Regions from separate parts of the Homo sapiens genome. Here region 2 is linked to region 1. A link is a loop called in an ENCODE intact Hi-C map of the cell type or tissue named here. Cell type or tissue: pancreas. All regions are shown on one strand. Links, peaks and the distances in the headings refer to the core of each region. The heading gives the core; the rest is flanking DNA. Region 1 has its middle 6.8 kb from the start of PTF1A. Region 2 overlaps C10orf67 (chromosome 10 open reading frame 67).

The links. Hi-C counts contacts between places; a loop is a spot of excess contacts. Peaks named below come from ENCODE experiments on the same cell type or tissue, not always from the same donor. Only the 100,000 strongest peaks of a DNase experiment are listed, where the experiment ranks them.
Region 2: it touches region 1 in a loop (2.1-fold over the local background); 2 of 110 quality-filtered maps call a loop at or near these places.

The regions. Positions count from the first base shown.
Region 1 is chr10:23,196,388-23,201,763 of GRCh38, forward strand. No RefSeq gene overlaps it. Among named protein-coding and RNA genes, the nearest start is that of PTF1A, 6.8 kb to the left of the region's middle. In pancreas, for the core only: no CTCF peak of the experiment used is centred there; DNase peaks (open chromatin) are centred at 2,814 and 3,284; H3K4me3 peaks cover 2,356 bases; H3K27ac peaks cover 5,000 bases.
Region 2 is chr10:23,252,693-23,258,068 of GRCh38, forward strand. The region is part of intron 10 of C10orf67 (chromosome 10 open reading frame 67); the gene reads right to left. Among named protein-coding and RNA genes, the nearest start is that of PTF1A, 63 kb to the left of the region's middle. In pancreas, for the core only: no CTCF peak of the experiment used is centred there; no DNase peak of the experiment used is centred there.

The DNA.
Region 1 (5,376 bases), core at 164-5,163:
GCCAAACTCCTGGATGGCTATGGAGAATCTTTGCCCAGCCCGGCCCTTCTGAACACCCATCATCCCCTGCACTGAAACCCAGCCTGGGACCACCAGGGGAAAGAGTTTAAAGTCTGCCCTGGCTGCCCTTGTCCATTTAGCATAATAAAGAAGCTGCAAGCCCAGTACAGGCTGAATTTTATGATCTCTATTGGAGAGCTGGTTAAATCATTCTCCACTGGTCCAGACTCCACTGCTAGCCATGGTCGGGGGAGGGAGCCCTGGAGTGGGCTTGATAAAGTCTTTGGAGAACAGAGGTGGCCTGGGGTGCTGCCTCTTCCTCTCCCCCAACATCTCACCCCCTCCTGCCAAACACACATCCTCAATTCTAGCCCATCTTGCTGGTCTCCATCCCAGGTTGCTGTATCTACCTTCATGGCAAAGTGCCAATGATTTCATTCAATAAAAGCCCCCTGTCCCCAGGCCTCCCTCCCTCTTCAATTTCTGGTGGGCTTTAGTGTTAGGGTCCTCTTGTGATTGTCTTAAAAGACATTGCATGTCAGAAGGAAGGTGGCTTTCTATTTTCAGAAGCTACAAAGCGGAGGCACCATTCCCATTCCTGTTCTCCCCTCCACCCCCTTCTAAAGAGAACTTTAGATTAGGAGGTGAGGTGCGAGTGGTGGGGTGACTCCAGAAGAGCAGAGGAGGAGAGAGGCAAAAAAAGGAGAAGCAGCCACTTCTGCACCTGGAGCTGGGCAGCCTCTGGAATGGAGCCCTCTTGTGATGCCTCCTCCTTCCCATGAAGGAGGCACTGTGGGTTAGTTAACACTCTCATAAAAAGTTGCATTCTGGAGCCTGGAAGTCCTGTAAGGCAGAAAAAGTGGGTGGGAAAGAAGGGGGTCCCCCCACCCCAGGCTGGGAGCAGAGCGCATAAAAGGCCTTGTTGGAACTCCTGTGAAATCGGCTGAGAATGCTTCCCAGGACCGCTCATCTGCCAGCCCCAGGATTAACGCCCCTCCGTGGAGAGGGTGTGAAGCCTCTTAAATCCATAAACTCATCCCATTTCCATTAATGGGCCTTTGCGGTGGCACCGAGTACCAGCTGCGAGGTTGAACAAACACCAGTTGAGTACTCCCTGGCGGACCTCTCTGGGAAGAGCCCTCACCCTCCCTCTCGCCCTCACCCTCCCTCTCACAGCCTTTCCAAAGCCTTCTGCAGCCTGTGGGAATGGTCCTAAATAATTCCACAACCAATTGCATTTTTGAGATCTGGAACCACTGGTAGGAAACGATTCCCACGACGGGATGTGAGGTCTGGCCAACAGGTGTTCGGATTTGGCCCAGGGAGATGGGGAAACCCAGGGAGAGAGACAGGGCTGCCAGAAAGCAGGCTGCTTAGGGGCCTCTCGGCTTTACAGGCCGTGGAAGCCACAGACAATCGAAATGATATCTTTATTGCTAGGTTCATGTCCTGGGCTATAACATATCAATCCCTGTCGTGGTTCTCTAGGATGCACCTGGTATTTCAAACTTGTTCTTTTTGTGCTTCTGGGTCCTGGGCTGCAGCTGCCTAAAACAAGCAAAGAGAGAGGCCCTTACAATGTCTCCAAGACGTGTTGGCATGGTTTGCCTGTCTTTAATGTACCATTAACTATTGTCTTTACACAATATGGGAACTGTAAAGCATGACATGTGTTATAATAAAACACATTTTCAATGATACACTTGGACTTGAGGCTGGGGTGCAGCAAACAAACAGGCCCAAATCTTGTTTTGTCTCTCTTGCTAAGCCTACTGGCAATTAAACTTAAGACCACTGTTTCCCCCCCCTCCTGATCAGCCAATTAAATTTTATGTCTCCTAATTTTTCACATAGAGAAAAGTCTCAGTGCTGGCCCCTAAAGACATTGATTTTCTTGCTATCACCTGGCGCTCAGACCTTAGTTCCATTTATCAAGAAGGGAAACGTCAGGCGTTACATAAAGTGACTCTGTTACCATAAGGCTCTCACCATCCTGGCCTATTGTTTTCCCTTGTTAATAACTCATTACCAGGATTTAACAAATCAACCATTACATATGTTTTGTGTCTCCATATTTTGATCCGTACGATTAAGCAGATGTTACGATTGAAAATTGAAAAGTCCAAGGCTACTCTAGTCTGAAAGAAAGAGGGCAGCCTCAAACAACGAGCTAACAATGAGATTCAGAAGATCTTCAGAAAAACATTTACCACCAATAAACAGACTCCAACCTGCTCCATTTCAACCATTGTGTGCTTTGGGGGAATAATTAAGTTTAATAGGAATAGGTCTGGAGGGTTTTCAATGCCAAGACCACAGGTGCGGGGTGGCATGATGAATGATTTGCCTGATTTTTGCCAAGCTCAAGGGCTCTTCTCTTGGACTTTTAAGCAGATAGAAAATATTGTCATTTCTTTTAATTCACAGCATTACTTTCAAGCCGAACAAAGGCCAGGGCCGGGGGGAGGCGGGGGAAGGGCTCGGCTGTAATGAAGCGCCTCTAAGGCGGAGGTGCTGCCGTGGAGGCTGAGGCGGCGGCGGAGCGCGCTGCTGCGTTTGTGCGCAAGTGACTCTCCTGTGCCACACACAAAAGGCCTCCCTCTTCCCACCTTCTGCCGCCTTTCAGCCCTCCGGCTCCTGCCGAGCCCGCTCCTGGGACTCTGGGGGGGATCCTGGCTGCATCCCCAGGGCAGCCTGACCTTTGGGACATCCGCCGCTGCCAGGGCAAACCTCGCCAAACTTTCCCCAAACTCCGCAGGCCGGGGAGGGACCCTGGCCGGAGGCGCGCATGCGCCCCGCCCGCTGCTCCGCGTTCCCAGGGTTCCGGAGAGCCGGGGTGGAGTCGGACGAGTGTCCCCGGAGGCCCGCCTAGCCCTTGCTCCCAGGGGCATTCGGGACTCCTGTGCTGCCTGTCTTCGCTTGAGGCTGGAAGTGGCTGCCCGACGCCTTGCTCTCCGCAGTTCTGCTATCTTTGCGCATGGAAGTCTCCAAGAGGGGCTCCAGGAAGCAGCGAGCAGGGAGGGGAGCGAACGGCCAAAAGGAGATCCGGGGATGGGACCCCAGGCTTCTTCGGAGGAGGCCCGGGGCAACTACGCCCCGCGGCCGGGAGGGAAGCCCTCGGGCGGCCGCCTGTAGAGGGCCCCGTGGCCCGGGGCGCAGGTTGTGGCGAGCTGGTTTTTGCCTCTGGGCCGAGGCGCCAGCGCTAGCAGCGACAGCAGCGGGGGGCGCAGGTTTCTAGCCAGTCCCCACTTTCGGACCTCTGGGGGTCTGCCCTTGCTTCTCGGGGAGTCTTGGCCCTTGACTGATCCCCGCAACTTAAGGCCAATCCCATCCCTAGCTGGCCGGCACCTGTTCCAAACAACCTGTTGCGCTGACATCGCTTTGGAGAGGCGCCGGCGCTTTGCTGGTGGAGGCGGGTTGTGTGGAGGCCCCAAGCCTTCAGGAAATAGTTTAGGGTTCCGTTGTGGTGAGAGGCACCCCCTCCCCGCTTCCTGTGGCATGTGGGGTGTTTCACCTCTGCCTGTGTCCCAGGAACCCAAGGCGTCCTGGGCACCTCTGCACCTCGCCCACTCTAGGGACTTCTCATGTAGAGCTCGGCAGTTTGGGTGGATTAGACAAAGATGAGGATTAGAGACACACCGCCGGCTAATTAAATGGGCTCTTCTCCTCTCCTCGTCCCCTCCCCGCAACCCGCAGCCAGATAGGACTCTTCGGTTCCCTACCCCCACTCCTAGGCCCTATGTAAGTGCGGATGGAGAAAGCTAGTTACATTAGCCCTTCTGTCTTAGAGGTACCGGCACCTCGGGGCATTCTCGCTCTTAAAGATGCGTTTTCTGAATTATTTCTAGTTTTACAATTTCTCTTCGGTGACTGCACAGGATCCCTTCTAGCTCTTTTCCTGTTGGAGTCGCTGGACGTCTCCCAAACAGCTAGTTAGTCGCCTATCTCTGGAGCGCAGGCCTTCGGAATTGGATTCAGGGTATGAGTCTAGCTAGGGGATGTTTCTAGAAGTTTTATAAAATCCATTTGGGCAAGCGTTGGCATTCGGATTTTAAAAATATAGACGTGCACTGGCATTGGGCAACTCAAAAAAAAATGTGTCTCCTGGCGCTTGTCAGTGACATGCTAATTACAAATTTTAAAACAAGCCACTTCTAAGCGAAGGACGCCTGGCTGCAACCCCACAACTCACACCGGTGCATATAATAAAATATTAGGGTTCAACAGTTGGCATATGTGGCAATAGCAAATGTGACACCTCGAAGCGATTATCTGGAAGTTTTTCCGTACTTTTGAAAATACACTTGCCGCCTCATTTCTCTGATGGCCGCTCAATAGACACTGGGAGATGGTAGCTGGGCCACCCCTCCCAAGAGTTCTTCTTGCGTGCAGCGCTTTCATCCAGGGCTTGAATTGTGTTGTCAAAGTTTAGCAGACAAGAGGAGGGGGCATGAGAACGGGAGGGTGTCTTGAAAAGTCTTGGAAATCGGTGTATTTTGCAGGTGTAGAAGTGCCTAATAACCATGGCTAGTGCGCGCTCCCCAATGGCGAGGGTATGACAGGGACAGCTGGCTCAGTTTTCAGTGTGAAAACACCCCCTCGGTGGACCAAACACAACGACACTGACCTTTCTTCGGGGGGAACCAGGGATGTGCCTTTGACTGAATTAGCCATAAAGACGTCTTGCTATGACTTTTGTTCCCCACGAAAGCAAAGAAATATTGCGTTTAATATGAGAAGTACTGTTCACAGCTTTTCCGTGCCCCTTAAGAAATATTACAGTGCTGATTTACTGGCCTTCTTCTACCGAGTTGGCCCCAAGGGCGGCTGGGGGTGGTGGGGTGGGGACGGGGCAGTGAGGACAGAGGAGGAGGCGGAGTCAGAGAGCTAAAGTGCCTGTTGCCTGTTTCCAAAGTTCTCTCTTTGCAACAGCAAATTTATCAATCTTTTCATCTGACAATACTTTGAAATATATCATTGTCATCTAGAGTTGTTTGATAGATTATCTGCAGGCACACAGCCTTTTTCAAGGTCAAGTTGAAGATTCTTGTTTGCTGTTTAACTGGGTTGTTTCAAAACTCAGAACAATGCCTGCCTGTTAAATTTTCACTTGTTCTCATGGGGCATTCGAAAGCAAGTTTTCCTATTGACCAGGTCTCTGGACATTTCATCCTCTTGAGCTAAATTCAGCAAACAAGGCTTAGGAATGAAATCAACAGAAGAAGAAATGAGATTTAACTTAGCATTTGCAAATGCCAGAGAGATTAAGTCGTCTTTCATATCTGCTCAAAGTGTGTACTAATTTTTGTCTGCATGTTGCAGGCTGGTTATGGCCAAACACATCTCAACTTTGACTTTATTCCAGTGGGAAGCAGT
Region 2 (5,376 bases), core at 255-5,254, 56 kb after region 1:
CAATAAGAATAGGAACAATTTTGTGTGCTAGCCTTTTTTTGTTTTGTTTTGTTTTGTTTGTTTTTGATGAATTCAGATTTACCAAAACACTTTGAGTCTCAGGTACCCATGGCCTGTTTAAATGAACACATGTAATAGGCAACTGATATGGTTTGGCTCTGTGTCCCCACCCAAATCTCATCTTGTAGCTCCCATAATTCCCACGTGTTGTGGGAGAGACCTGGTGGGAGATGATTGAATCACGGTGGCGGGTCTTTCCCATGTTGTTCTCAAGATAGCGAATGGGTCTCACAAGATCTGATGGTTTTAAAAATGGGAGTTTCTCTGCACAAGCTCTCTCTTTGCTTGCTGCCATCCATGTAAGATGTGACTTGCTCCTCCTTGCCTTCTGCCATGATTGTGAGGCCTCCCCAGCCATGTGGAACTGAAAGTCCATTAAACCCCTTCTTCCCAGTCTCAGGTATGTCTTTATCAGTGATGTGAAAAGAGACTAATATAGCAACTGAGACAGGGCCTGGAATTTGAGAGAGGGGTTGATCCTAGAGAGATAATTTGGGATTCATCAGTACGTGGGTTGAAGCTGAAGATTTGGATAAGGCCATTCATCAAAAAAGTGGGGGTCACCAAAGTGACATGAGATGGACACTTTTTGGAGTCCCTCCACCTATTTGTTCTCAAAGGGCACAATCCACGTGAACCACCTCTTTGTCCAGGGTACAAGGGGTAGAGAGTGAGTTCACTGCCATTTGATTAACAGTAGTCCAAGGAAATCACCAGGGGAAGAGCCCCAGGCCCAGGGTCAGGGAGAACACTTGCCATTATGCTAAAAAAAATTAACCCAAATTAAAAAAATTAATCCCCAGAAAATTAGGAAAACAAATCAGTAGAACAAAATAATTTTCCACGTAGAAAGACATTAATATACTTATTTCACTATATCCAAAGTTACATCAGTGATTGAATGCTTATTTAAAAAAAAACTGTGTTTAAATTTATGTACAGTAAAAATTAGTTTCAATTTTTAAGGCTCCCTTTTTCCAGCTTTCATATAATGATCAACTATGTAATAACTAGAGATAAGTCTGTTCTAAAATCTATCTTCTGTAAAGCAAATAATTATTCAATCTCTTCAAAAGACAACACTATTATGATGATGAAGATAACGTCTCTTTTCATTAAAAAAAGAGAAAAAAAAGCATCACATGTAGACTAGAGTGTTTGCTCTCCAGTTCGAGTTGAACTTTCAACTTTGCTGCAACATGGTCTATTGAATCCTGGCTCTGTCCACATTAAACTGTCATTTTGTTTTGCCAGCTGCTGACATTCCACTTTCTCTGGAATACACACACTGGTCTTTATGTGGTCACTTCATTGACAGGTGCAAACACTGGACTGATAATAGATTGATGTGAAAATGAGTGTTAATATTAAAATAAAAGTAATTAACTTCCTAAGTAGGAAAACACAAACACAAATTAAATAATTGTAAAGATAATAACATACTGTAATTTAACAAAATGTGTGTTTTTTTTGAGACAGAGTTTCACTCTTGTTGCCCAGGCTGGAGTGCAATGGCACAATATCAGCTCACTGCAACCTCCGCCTCCCAGGTTCAAGCAATTCTCCTGCCTCAACTTCCCGAGTAGCTGGGATTACAGGTGCCTGCCACCACCCCTGGCTAATTTTTTTGTACTTTTAGTAGAGACGGGGTTTCACCACGTTGGCCACGCTGGTCTTGAACTCCTGATCTCAGGTGATCCACCCACCTTGGCCTCCTAAAGTGCTGGGATTAGAGGCATGAGCCACCACTACTGGCTGTGATTTAAAATAATTTATTATAAATATTTCTCATTCTCTTTTGAATTTGTATATACATTTATAATTAAAAATTCACAAAATTAAGAAATAAAGGTTCATTTATAACGGAAGTTATGATTCTTAAATTTGCTTCCCATTTTTAAGCACTTATATCATATTTTTAAAAATTTAACAAATATACTATTCTAAATTAGAATAGTAGCCAGGGTTTGTAATAACAGAAGAAGCAAATTATGTTTATTAACTGCCGTAAGATTAACTACATTCCTTATCATACCCTCACATCTCTGTTTTCTTTTTCTTATCAAGAGTCAGTACATTTAATTTCCACAAACATCTCTCTTATGAAACTTTAGTCATTTTCTCTGGGCTTAATGAAAGGTACTTTGCCTTTTACCTCTATACCCTTTAAATCGTCGAATATATTTATATTACCATTAAAGTAGTCTTTCTGACTCATCATGATGAAGAATGATTTTTCCTCTTTAAAACCTCAATCACTTTGACTTTCATATTAACATTTTTTAACCTGCCATGCAAATAACTACTTTTGAACACCAGTAATGTGCCAGTGGGTGGGAAGTGGCCAGGGAGAGGAGGGGCTAATAGAAACACACGAAACAAGGACCAACCTCATGCACCTACAATTTGGAGAGAAGAGGCTGAGAATTGGGAACACGGAGAATAAAATATGAGGCTGTGTGCTGAAACAGTAGTCATGACGGGGGCCAAAAATCAAAACAAAACATTTATCTACATATATCACTTGTGAATTTTCTTCTAACAAAATTGTTAAGGTAGGCAAATCTTTCAAAAACAGGACAAGACTTTCTTCATTTGATGTCCCCAAAGGTGCCATTCCATGTTTGCCAAAGGGCTCGGAGGCATCTTGGTAGAATGACTGGGCTGTGAAGCCATACAGGATTTAGGCTGATCCAGGCTATATGCAACTCTCAAGCATGTCTCAAAGGTTCAGAAGGCCACAAAAGTCTGTCTGGGTGTGGCTTCCTCACCTGGCTCTAGAACATCCTAGACCTTGTGTTCATGTGTTCATGTGTTCATGTAGGAAGTCATCTATGCAAAAGCAGAATACACATCTATTAAACTATTCACTCCAAAAACTTGTGACAAGGTCACTTCAGTGATAGGAATGTATCTATTAAATATGATGAAGCCATTGTTTATAACCGAAAAAAAAAAGAAATAATATCTCAGGAAGGCACTGGTAAATTGACACGAATTGGTTATGTAAATTGTGCTACTTCTGTGGGGCGAAATACATACAGCACATATAATGGATTATCTAAATTCAACGGTATGGAATGATGTTATCCACATCCTGTTGACATAAAAATCTGCATCAAGACTTGTCTGGAAGGGTGGTAATGAGAGGTTTTCAGTGATCATCTTTGGGTGGCAGGATTTTCTTAAAAATTTTCTTCTTTTGGCATTTCCTCATTGAGCAAATTTTGTATAATAAGTATGTTATCAGTTTTGTGAGTTTTTTTCTTCAAGACAGTTTGCTCCATGGCTCAGGCTGGAGTGCAGTGGCATGATCTTGGCTCACTGCAGCCTCCACCTTCCCAGCTCAAGTGATCCTCCCACCTCCACCTCCCAAGTAACTGGAACTACAGCTGTGCACCACCATGCCTGGCTAATTTTCGTATTTTTTTTAGAGAAGAAGTCTTGCTATGTTCCCCAGGCTGGTCTTGAACTCCTGGGCTCAAGCAATCCTCCTGCTTGGGCCTTCCAAAGTGCTGGAATATTACAGGCATGAGCTTCTATGTCTGGCCCTGTATCCATTTTATTTAAAAAATTGAGACTCCTGGCTCCCGCTTAGGAAGCAAAAAATGCCATTCCAACACTAAAAACAAGAAAAATCTAGATAAACTACAAAATCACAACTTCTCTTGAACCCATTAGAGAGCTGGGGTTACACCCAGGTAACCTAAATTCCAAAGAGGAACAATGCCCTCAGAGGAGAGATGAGAGCCATGAACAGTTCATAGGTCTCGTCTACAGCTGAAGAAGCACCATGCCAGCTTCAACACAAGCTTGTAAGAAGAATAAGCTAAAATATAAAGAACTTCTGAAGATCAAATGTTGGTGAGCGGGGCAGTCTGAAGTAGCTGGGGACACATGTTAAAAGTGGAGCTTGCACTCACTCACAAGTTTTTTTTTTTTTCCTGTCCCTTACCAGATACTCATGAGAAAAATTGAGGGCAGAGCAATTTTGAAAGGAGTCTCTGTTGATGGTGCAGACTTGAGGAGGGGATCAGCAGCTACTACAGGAAAATCACCTTCCTTGGGTCATTCTATCCTAGCATGTGAAAGTCTTAAGCCTCTGGGAGAGGGGAAGCAAACTGTCTGGCCAACCAGGCTCAAAGAAGGTGATCAGTGGTTGATGCTGTGAAGAAGTGTTAGGTATCAAATCCCATTTATTTCTCCCAGGCCACTCCTTTCTCAGAAGGAAAAGTTTTCAACTGCTGGGATGGGCAGCAGAGTCTCTTGCTCACAGCTCAAAAATGGAGATATATTATGTCAATGGGAAAAACAAAAGAAACAGGTTGCTCCCCTGGGAGAAGGGAATGGTAATTGTCTTGGACCTTCAACTCTATGCCAATACCAAGTGGAGGTGTCCTACTATTGCAGGAAGGACAGGAAACTCCTGCCCAAGACCAACTTCAGATACAAGGCGAGTGAACTGCCCCAGGGAAGAGGGGCAAGAATGCTGAGAAAGTCCACCGCTGGGGCCTGAGCACACAACACTTCTGAAAGTCTGAGTTTGGATTAGAACCACAGAGAATCTTCTCTACCTTCACTCATGGAGCACCAAGCAATAGCAGTGCACTACTGAGGCATGGATAAGAGCATAGAGGCAGATCTTCTCTATGGCACAGGTGGACAGGTTCTATAAGCTGAGGGTAGAGTGGTAGTCAGAGAAAAGCACTCTGTGACCCCAGCTCCCACTCTAGTCACATACCCACCACAAAAAGAATATCAAAACTGTTGCCTGGTGCAGTGGCTTACACCTGTAATCCCAGCACTTTGGGGGGCCAAGGCAGGAGAATCCCTTGAGCTCGGGAGTTCGAGAACAGCCTGGGCAATATGGCAAAATTCTATCTCTATAAAAAATACAAAAGTTAGCTGGGCATAGTGGCATGTGCCTGTAGTCTCAGCTGCTTGGGAGGCTGAGGTGGGAGGATGGCCTGAACCCAGGAGACAGACGTTTCAGTGAGCTGAGATCACAGCACTGCACTCCAACCTGGGTGACAGAGTCAGACTCTGTTTTTTTTTTTTTAAATAAAAGACTGTGGTCTAGTAGAGGTAACCATAGCAACAAGCAAACTCAACTCAACTTTGGTTAGATTGGCCCAACCTGTCACAGTAGTCATACACATCCCCCCCACACATATATGTATACACACATATGTGTATGGGTGTGTGTATGTATAGTCTCATAAGAGACAGGTTATTTCAATGTGTGAATACAATTTATTTCAATCTCTACTATTCTACACATGATGTGCAGCATTCAATCAGAAATATGAGGCAGCT